Linked DNA regions of Homo sapiens: region 2 is linked to region 1. Evidence: chromatin loops called from intact Hi-C (ENCODE). Cell type or tissue: gastrocnemius medialis. All regions are shown on one strand. Links, peaks and the distances in the headings refer to the core of each region. The heading gives the core; the rest is flanking DNA. Region 1 overlaps KIAA1217. Region 2 overlaps KIAA1217.

What was found. A loop is a pair of places that touch in the nucleus more often than their neighbours do. Peaks named below come from ENCODE experiments on the same cell type or tissue, not always from the same donor. Only the 100,000 strongest peaks of a DNase experiment are listed, where the experiment ranks them.
Region 2: it touches region 1 in a loop (10-fold over the local background); 5 of 110 quality-filtered maps call a loop at or near these places.

The regions. Positions count from the first base shown.
Region 1 is chr10:24,357,794-24,363,175 of GRCh38, reverse strand. The region is part of intron 2 of KIAA1217; the gene reads right to left. Among named protein-coding and RNA genes, the nearest start is that of MIR603, 85 kb to the right of the region's middle. RefSeq lists enhancers at 2,498-2,557, 2,588-2,667. In gastrocnemius medialis, for the core only: a CTCF peak has its summit at 2,469 (motif pointing right); a DNase peak (open chromatin) is centred at 2,465; H3K27ac peaks cover 4,499 bases.
Region 2 is chr10:24,307,398-24,312,779 of GRCh38, reverse strand. The region is part of intron 2 of KIAA1217; the gene reads right to left. Among named protein-coding and RNA genes, the nearest start is that of MIR603, 34 kb to the right of the region's middle. In gastrocnemius medialis, for the core only: a CTCF peak has its summit at 2,546 (motif pointing left); a DNase peak (open chromatin) is centred at 2,419; H3K27ac peaks cover 5,000 bases.

The DNA.
Region 1 (5,382 bases), core at 312-5,311:
GACAAGCGATATTTATTTTATTTCTTTTGCTATGTCTATTTCAGGGTTTTCTATAATAAATATAATTCTATAACAAGGCACAAAGAAAAGTATCAGTAAAGGAGGGAAAAAGTGAATTGTTGATCTCTAGGGAGTAACATCAGGAAACTCTGGAGGCTGCTAAAATTTAAGCACTCACCCAAAGTTCCACTTTTGTTCACAAATTAAAGATTTTCTTTTCTTCTTCTTCTTTTTTTTTAATTAAATTTGAGACAGTTTCACTCTGTCACCCAGGCTGGAGTGCAGTGGCATGATCTCAGCTCACTGTAACCTCTGCCTGGCTAATTTTTGTATTTTTAGTAGAGATAGGGTTTTGCCATGCTGGCCAGGCTGGTATCGAACTCCGGGCCTCAAGTGATCTGCCTACCCTGGCCTCTCAAAGTGCTGGGATTATAGGCGTGAGCCACCGCGCCCGGCCCAGAAATTAGAGACTTTCTGATGTCACTTTACATAGAGTCAAATTTTGACTCTCTGGAAGCAATTTAACCAGTTAGGAGACTAACCATGGTAAACGAAAATATATTCATAAAAAAATGTAAGATCTCATGAAAAGCTCTTTGTATTACAAATTGTCTCGGGTTTGTAATTGCACAGCAAATCACTGAGCCATCCAGCATATCTTCCAACATGAAGATCTAATCGCCAAAGCCTTAACTTAGATTGTTACTTATGTTTCTAAATCTGTGGAAGCACATTTCCTTTTCTTCTTCTTTTCTTTTACTGTTAATATCCTTATTCTCTATTTTACCAGTGGAGAATGTTTAGTATTAATTTCCATTTAGCTCAAGATTCAAGAAATGCAAAGTGCTATTTTTATCAAATTTCTGAAAGCCTACTGTCTTCTGCTTTGGAAGTCCCACAACAGCTCTTTAATTTCCTTAAGCCCCACTTTCCTCATCAGCAAGTTGGTGTGGCAATGGATCATAATAGGTTGCTGGGAGGATGAAGTGAGATCCAGGCATGTGAAACACTGTACACAATTCCTAACACAGACTAAGGATGCAAATGTTAGGAACTTGCAGATTTAAAAAAAATTGCATTCTCAAAAAGATGCTCTATTTTAACAAATGAACAAGAAGACAATTTTGCATATCTTTTTGATACAGCCATTCTATTTCTTTTTCTTTCTTTCTTTTTTTTTTTTTTTTTTTTTTGAGACAGAGTCTCGCTGTGTCGCCCAGGCTGGAGTGCAGTGGCCCGATCTTGCAGTGGCCCGAACCTGCAAGCTCCGCCTCCCTGGTTCACGCCATTCTCCTGCCTCAGCCTTCCGAGTAGCTGGGACTACAGGCGCCCGCCACCACGCCTGGCTAATTTTTTGTATTTTTAGTAGAGACGGGGTTTCACCATGTTAGCCCGGATGGTCTCGATCTCCTGACCTCGTGATCTTCCCGCCTCGGCCTCCCAAAGGGCTGGGATTACAGGCGTGAGCCATCGCCCCTGGCCCAGCCATTCTATTTCTAATAAAGAACCCAAGAAAATAATCTACAGTTATCTACAAGGAGGCCCTGCATGATATGGTATTTGCCCACACACAGTGGAACCAACAAAACCAGGCAACCACATGCAATGATGAAGTAGCTATCATGTAACAGGAGGGAAAGAAGTTCACACATATAATTAAGTGGATAAAATCATATTAGAAAACAATGGGCTGGGCACTGTGGCTCACACCTGTAAATTCAGCACTTTGGGAGGCCAAGGTGGGAAGATCGCTTGAGCCTAGGAGCTCAAGGCCAGCCTGCGCAACATGTTGCAACCTCATCTCTACAAATAATACAAAAATTCGCCAGGCATGGTGGCGTCTGCCTGCAGTACCAACTACTTGGGAGGCTGAGGTGGGAGGATTACCTGAGCCTGAGTAGGTTGAGGCTTCAGTGACCTGTGATTGCGCCACTACACTCCAGCCCGGGGTGACAGTGTTAGACCCTGTCTCAAAAAATAAAATAACATAAATAAGAAAAAAAAATGGCATGTGCTTGTGGCATGTGGTTTCTTTCCTTTGAGTCTATGTGCCTAGAAAAAAATAGGAGAAGGATATACACCAAAATATTAACACAAGTATTCTATGTGGGTCATGGGATTGTAAATAATTCTCCTACTCTTAGTCTATTATTTCTAACATTCCTAGAATATCCATGGTTACTTTTGTAATAAAATTTTTTTAAAAACTCCCGAGATGTAGCATTAAATTATTTGTGCTTGCTTTTCTGATTTGTTTCTACCTCCAAAAAAAAAAAACCACTTAGCATTGAAATAACTACTGATAAATTTGAAACAACAGGAGAAAAACAGGAGATTTGATTTGAGAGTTTTAAAAATGGGAAGAACAATAAAATCATATCTACATGCGTGGCCTCTTCATTCCTCGTCATTTGGCCATCATTCTGTTTCCTCACGTTGATTACGTTTCGAGTTGCACCACAAGGGGGTGCCCTGAACCTAGCGAGTATGATACAGTCTCCAGCATAATCAAAGGAGGCAGCTGAAATCCCAAATTCAAGAGGAAACAAGACACAGGTCAACTGATTGCTTTTGGTCCATCTTCATCCTCTCCAAATGCCCCCAAATGGCCCTGGTTCAAACTCGGGCTGAATGTAACCAGTCTGTGAAAAAACTGTAATGGGCTGACTGCTTGCATAGTTAAAGCCCACGATAGAAGGGAGAGGCTTGATTGCTGCAAGTCTAAGAGATTTCATAAAGTTACCACTGAGGAATAAAAAATTAGTAGCCTCATGACACAAAACTAAAGAATATAACAAGACCAAACGTTGGGAAATAGTCTTGAAAGTAATTCTATCTTGGCCGGGCGTGACAGGATCCCAGCACTTTGGGAGGCAAAGGTGGGTGGATCACTTGAGGTCAGGAGTTCAAGACCAGCCTGGCCAACATGGTGAAACCCCATCTCTACTAAAAGTACAAAGAATTAGCCGGGTATGGTGGCGTGTGCCTGTAATCCCAGCTACTCGGGAAGCTGAGGCACAAGAATCGCTTGAACCCGGGAGGTAGAGGTTGCAGTGATCCCAGATTGTGCCACTGTACTCCGGCCTGGGCGACAGAGTAAGAGTCTGTCTCAAAAAAAAAAAAAAAAAAAAAAAAGTAATTATATCCTAAAGATACACAGTCTGTCAGTAACTGGGGGAGCAAAGTAATTTCTGATTATTTGGGTTAAAAAAAAAGAGCTACTAAATTGAGAAATCTAATTGTAATATAATTCCTTTTCTAACTGTTTAAAATACTTAAAGATGGAATAAAATTACGTAGCCTTGTGAGACTTTATAAGTCACACTAAGAATTATAGTTGATATAACAATAATAAAATATAAAGCCTCAAAGACCTTCAAGGGTAAATAAACTAAAAAGCAGCAACATTTAACAAAAAAGAGTTCAGGGTGATATCCCAACAGCTTCTAATTCTAAGAATTTCTAATTTCCTAAGGAATCTTAGAATCTAAAGTAATCCTATAGTGAATATAGGATAGTGGTTGAAAGTATAATTTCTGGAAAGAGAAAGAACTGGGCGTAAGCTTCATTTTCAACACTTACTATCTGTGAGACTTTGGGCATATTACCTTAGGCATGTTTCATGTACACTTTCTTCATTCATGACATAGTAATAATGATGTTTATATTATACTTTGTTGTATGAAATAACTTGAGAAAAATGCTAAAGCCAATATCTGACATACAGTAATGCAGATTTATGAGCAATTTGAAATAATTAATATTCTCATCAAATGAAAGCTAAGTCAGGCATGGTGGCTCATGCCTGTAATCCCGACACTTTGGGAGGCCGAGGCGGGCAGATCACTTGAGGCCAGGAGTTGGAGACCAGCCTGGCCAACATGCTGAGACTCCGTATTTACAAAAAACACACAAAAAATTAATTGGGTTTTGTGGCACACGCCTGTAGTCCCAGCTACTTGGGAGGCTGAGGCACGAGAATCACTTGAGCTTAGGAGGTGGAGGTTGCAGTGAGCCAAGATAGCACCACTGCACTCCAGCCTGGGTGACAGAGTGAGACTCTATCTCAAAAAAACAAAAAAAAAAAAAAAAAGAAAGAAAGAAAGAAAAGAAAAGAAAAAAGAAAGAAAGAAAGTATTAGAATGAACAAACACATTGGCTAACTATAGGACGACTGTGATCTCATTCACAGATCTCAGGTACTATGTGGCCAATGGATATGTCTGAACTCCTGTGTGCTCCTGTTCTCATGGGTCAAAGTAAGGAGACTGATTTTTAAAAAAACAAAACAAGTACACTTTGTGTGTGTATGTGTATATATATGCATACAATGGAGTGCTGGCTTTCAAAGTAGTGAGTTTGAAGGGTGACAAGATTATTTCTATGACCTTGCCATTGCAATGCAAAAAATAAACAAACAAAAAACAAATTGCAAAGCAAACCTGTCATATACAGGGTGACTATTCAGCCAGTTTTCACTATGGCCAACCACTGTGTATGGCCACTGTCCTGACTGGACAACCCATGCCACAGCACAGTCATTGATCTTCAATTTTGTGTCTCAATATCCACCCTTCCTACTTTGATATAAGACTAAAATGATGCAATAGATTTATGAGAGCTTTGAAATAGTTAATATTCTCATACAAATGCAAGAGTGTATGAGAATGAACAAACACATTGGTTAACTATAGGAGGACTGGTATCACATTCACAAATCTCAGAGTTCTTTCCTAAGCCTCCACATTCCCAGTTAACAAAGAGTGAAATTGAAGTATCCCTGCCCGGTGTTCTACAAAGTGCCTGGGAAGAGTTGACCCAGGTCGTCTCTGCAAGTGTGACAGATACTCTTAGAACTGCCCCAACCAAGTGCAGCCCATGGACATCGGGATGACCAGTTCCTTGAGAACTCTGCTTATTTTTGCCTCCATAACATTTAAAACCCCTAGACACACTAGATACTTTACTTATTTGCTCACTTCTTATCTGTCTCCTTCCCCTTGCACCCACACACTGAAATGTAATGATCACAAAGGCATGAATATCTTCATCCACATCCACGCTGAGTTTTCACTTACAGAATGAATGAATGAAAGGCTGGAAGAAGGCATTGGTTCTTGGGAGTCTTGGCTCTGTGCAGCTTGCTTGATTTGGGGGCTTACCCCCTGACAGTAAACTACTCTTAGGGTCTGGGGAGTTTACGTGCATGGCTCAGGCAGTGGTGCCTACAGCCTCAAGCAAGCCTGCACACTTCACAGCCCTGGAACAGGCCCAATGCTCACATGGCCTCACCAGCCAACCTGCTGGGACTCACTTCCAGACACCAATCACACTCCAGCCAAGAGCATTCCAATCTATCACCCCGACTCCCCTATGCGTTAT
Region 2 (5,382 bases), core at 87-5,086, 50 kb after region 1:
TCACACCCAGCTAATTTTTATTTTTTTGTAGAGATGGGGTCCCACTATATTGCCCAGGCTGGTCTCGAACTCCTGGACTCAAGCAATCCTCCCTCTCATCCTCCCAAAATGTTGGGATTACAGACATGAGCCGCCATGCCCACCTTTTTTTTGTTTGGTTTTGAAATGGAGTCTCATTCTGTCACCAGGCTGGAGTGCAGTGGCACAATCCTGGCTCACTGCAACCTCCGCTTCCCAGGTTCAAGGAATTCTCCTGCCTCAGCCTCCCGAGCAGCTGGGATTACAGGCATGCGCCACCACGCCCAGCTAATTTTTGTATTTCTTTTCGTAGAGACGAGGTTTTACCATCTTGCCCAGGCTGATCTCGAACTCCTGACCTCAGGTGATTCGGCCGCCTTGGCCTCCCAAAGTGCTGGGATTATAGGCGTGAGCCACTGTGCCTGGCCCCAGCCTTTTTTTTTTTTTTTTTTAAATCTATGACATGAAGTTCCACTTTAACCTTCCTGCAGTAGAAAAACACATTGAGGCTTCCGGCCATGTCTGTGTATATCTGTTTTTCCTGAATGACTTTGAGCTGGCCCCTCGTTAGCTGGGCTCCTCTCCGTCCTGCCCTTGTGCTGAAAGGCTCAGGGAGAGAGCAGGCATCTCGGGTGTGAGTGGCACCTCCTCTGAAGGAGGAAGCCCAGATCCTACAAATAAACTGTGATGACATTGCCTGCTTCTCCTCGGGTCACCTTATGTATCCAGAGAATCTAACACCAGCACAGGGAGGAAAATAAAATTCCACCTCGAGGAAAGTCCACTTTGTAGAGCAGAGAGCATCTCATCAATGGGCCACAGAGTTCATGAGTCTTACAAAAAAGCCAGCTATACTCTTGCCCTCTCAGTTCTGCTGAACAAAGCCCAGGTGCCACCTGCCAAGTCCTTCTCTTTTCAAGCCTACAAGAAGCCCCTTCCTATTCTAACGGCACTTCTTTTTCACCCGCAGAGGATAAAAAGGAGACTTTTTTTTCCCAAGAAAGCCTTTGTCCCCCCAGATGACAAAAAGTTCCCACAGGCCCCTGACCCTCGTGAGATACAAGAAACCCCAGCTCAAATGCAGAGGTCACTGCAGTACCGCCCAGCATGGGAGCAGTCCTCAGGGTTGGAATGTGATTACCTCCAGCAATAAGTAGAAAAAGTTGCATAGAGCTGTAACTATCGGCTAAGAAAAAGCAATGTGGTCACATCATTGATTCACTTACATAGCTGCTCGGTCATTACTCCTTGGGTCTTTTTCCTCCCTTATCACCATATCCCTAGCAAATATTAGAGAGCACACAATGGGTAGCCAAACATCGCTGATTCCTTCAACCAATACTTACTACTTGACTCCTGTGTCAAGTCAATGTGTGCAGCTCAGAGACAAGCCCAGCGAGGACCCGTTCACCACCCTCAAGACACTTCAACCACGGCAGAGTAGCTGGCAAAAGAAAGGTCCTTTGCTTAACCCTCCAAATATCAACCAGTCTCGATTGTTCTCCAAGGTGTCACAGGACACAGGCTGGGAACTAACACATGTCCGATCCTGAGGTTGCATCACGTGTGCAGAACACAAAGCCTTTAATTCAGGGGCAATTCTAGATCACCTCCTACGGCCTGGGGTCCACTGTTAGGAGTTCTGGCATTGGGGAAAACAGCAGTTTTGACTTCAAGGAGAACCCTGATGGACATTTAAATTAATAGTAACTGACATTTAAATATTTGGCAATCTTCATTTTTTTGCTTTGTTTTGTTTTGTTTGAGACAGGGTCTCACTCTCTTGCCCAGGTTGGAGTGCAGTGGTACAATCTTGGCTCACTGCAACCTCAACCTCTTCAGGCTCACGTGATCCTCCAACCTCAGCCTCTCAAATAGCTAGGACTACAGGTGTGCACCACCACACTTGGCTAATTGTTGCATTTTTTGTAGAGATGGGTTTTCACCAAGTTGCCCAGGCTGGTCTCCAACTCCTGGGCTCAAGTGATCCACGTGCCTCGGCCACCTAAAGTGCTGGGATTACAGGCATGAGACACCACACCCAGCCTATATTCAATTATATGTGCCCTGCCTTGGAAAAGGGACTGAGTGTTAGAGGCACACCTGGAGCAAGGTCCCTGAACTCCATGGAACTCCACTGGGTTCTGTTGATCTTGCTTAAAAATGTAGAGGCTAGAGATGGGGGAGTGGTGTGTAATTTGTGATTTCAAACTCTAAAATATATAACTTTTGTTTCCTGAAAACTGAGAAAGTTTTACTAAAACTTTGCAAGAAAATAAAAACTCTGGGGTTCTACCCCAGGTGGCTCTCCCATTTTCAACTCATCTTTGTTCCTAAGGCTTTAGTCACTCAGAGTCGTGGTCATTCATCTTATCCTGGCAGGGTGGCCTTAGGCATGTTACTCCACCAGCTTCGGTTTCCTTCTCTGCAAACTGCAGATAATAGCACTTACCTCATCGAGTTGTTGTGAAGATGAAATGAATTACACACATAAAGAGTTTACAGCGCTACCTGGTGCCTGGTAAAAGCAAAATGAATGCTAGTGGCCGTTCTTCCTGTTTCATGGAGTTGTTGGACAGCCATTTGTTTGGTAGATTAATAAAACACATTTCCAGGATATTAAAAATACTTCTCCTGCTTAATATCTAATTTAGAAGAACTAGAGGGGAGTCAAGAAAAAAAGCAGAGAAATAACGTTGCCAAAACTCAGGAGGTGATAGCACCAACACGTGAGAAACTAGTTAGGACATGATCTCTTTGCCATAATTTTCCTTTGGGAAAGTATTTTAAAAAGAAAGACCAGTTATTCACATTTTACAGGTGCAAATAACAATTATTGCACTGCTCATAAAGTTTAAGGACAATAGGTTATATCCTAAGAAGCCCCTCTTTGTGGTAGCAGAGTGTTGCAGGGAAATTCTACACATCAGGGTGGAAATTAACCAGGGAAGAGCCACCCTGTGCTGGGTGCACGCAAGATGGATTACCTGCATTAACTGCCTTCATTCTCTCCTTTTAGGAGATGCACATTATCCTCATCATATAGATGAGGAAGGAGGGAACCAGAGGTTACTTAATTTGGCTCAGGATCACACACTATGTGGTAAACCTTGATTCACACTCAGGTCAGCTGGACTCAAGACTACGATGATTTTGTAAATTTCTGCCAATGTTGAAGAAACTGTGTTCGGTGGGTTCTGGGATGTAAAAGGGTATGACGCAGAGGGTTCCACAGTCAAATACAATAGGGGAACACTGAGTAAAAGAAAGGTTAAAGGGGTTCACTTCATTGCAGGTCTTTACAGAGACTTTGGTATACAAACGTACACTGTGATCCCACAGTCAGATATAGTGTGCAACATTTGTAAGAACATGGAAGCCCGTGTGTGTGTGTGTGTGTGTGTGTGTGTGCGCGCGCGCGTGCGCGCGCCTATTTGTCATGGTCTACTGGTCTACACAATACAGTTTGAAAGACCCCATCCTCATACCATATCACATCCCCCATCATATTGATGGCATGCTCCTTACCCTCAGAACTGGATTTCATTGTTTTCTTCCACTCACTCACCCTTCCTCTCTCTCTCCCTCCTTCCCTCCCTCCCTCCCTCCCTTCCTTCCTTCCTTTTTTTTTTTTTTTTTTTGACAGAGTCTTGCTCTGTCACCCAGGCTGCAGTGCAGTGGTGTGATCTCAGCTCACTGCAACCTCCGCCTCCTGGGTTCAAGTGATCCTCCGACCTCAGCCTCCCAAGTAGCTGGGATTACAGGCATTAGCCACCATGCCTAGCTAATTTTTGAAATTTTAGTAGAGACAGCATTTCACCATGTTGGCCAGGCTGGTCTCAAACTCCTCACCTCAACTGATCTAGCCACCTCGGACTCCCAAAGTGCTGGGATTAGAGGCATGAGCCACTGTGCCCAGCCACCAATGCCATTCATTCATTCATTCCAACAAATACGTTATGCCAGTCATTGCATCAAGTAGAAGGGACACAGGAAACGAAGGGGTCATGGACATCAGCTGACACTTGTCAGATGCAACCAAGAACTTATGTTGGAGCCTTACTTCTTAGGGAGAATAACAAGGGAGATTAAAGAAGAGTTTGTGGATGTTTATGATGGATACGCACAGGTTTTTCTGGCTGGATTCAATGGCTTTGTTCCTTTAAAGAGAACAAAAGACAAAGCTCAGAGCCCGTGTCTGAATTAAACCCTAAGAAGGCTGATGGCCTGCCTTCTTCTCCATTCAGTGGACCTTGCCTTGTTCTAAAAGGGCAGAGGGGATTGCCTGCAATTTAGAAACTGGCCTTCGTCCAGTTGTCCAGACCACCCTATTACTGTTTAACTGCAGTCCATTATGTTACCTCCAATTCCTTTGATTTCTTTCCAATCCAAATTCCCCCTTCCTGGGGTAACTGTTGACGGTCTAGCCAGCATATTATCTAACAGCATATGGAATGTGGAACGGTATATCCTTACGAGGGCTGCACACATTCCTTTTCCAGGTTCCATTCTGAAACACATGTGCTATCAGTTAGCACAGGAGGCTGAAAAGGGACACAGCTAAGGAAATGATGGGAAAGAGGAGCTGAGAGAATTCCAAAGCAAGGCTCCTTCCACAGCTTAGCAATAGAGTGGGTACCATGGTACCTACTCAACAATTGTTACACGTAAGAACAAATAAGTTAAATTGGTTTATTGCACTCAATTATCTTAGGCTATATTTTTCTTTTATAATTTTAAACATAATCAGTTCATTCAATGTGGCTCCAGAAATCAAAAGCTTTCTATGGCTCAGGCAGAGACCCCATGACTCGGGCAGTGACCCAACATTCCTTTGTTTCTCTCCATCGCAAAGCACTCAGCAGTTATTTTGGCAGCTATGCGGGAGTTTTGCCTCCACAATGAATGGCATGCCTGCTCTAGCATGCTGGGTGGAGATGAACACCATTCTTTTTTCTTTTCCAGTTCTTTTCTTTTTTTTGAGACAAGGTCTCACTCTGTCACCAAGGCTAAGTGCAGTAGCACAATCACGGCTCAATGTAGCCCCGACCTCTTACGCTCAAGCAATCCTCCAGCCTCAGCCTCTCATGTAGCTGGGACTACAGGCATGTTGCCACTATGCCTGGCTAATATTTTTTTTTTTTTTTTTGGAGAGATGGGGTCTCATTATGTGGTCCAGGCTGGTCTCAAACTCCTGGATTCAAGTGATCCTTCCACTTTGACCTCCCAAAGCGCTGGGATTATAAGCATGAGCTACCATGCCCAGCCAATCATTAAGTCTTGATGGGAAGAAGGGCATGAAGGGAGTGAAGGGTCAAGAAGTGTGTACACGAAGGCTGTTTCCACAGCGCCAAAGCACTTGGC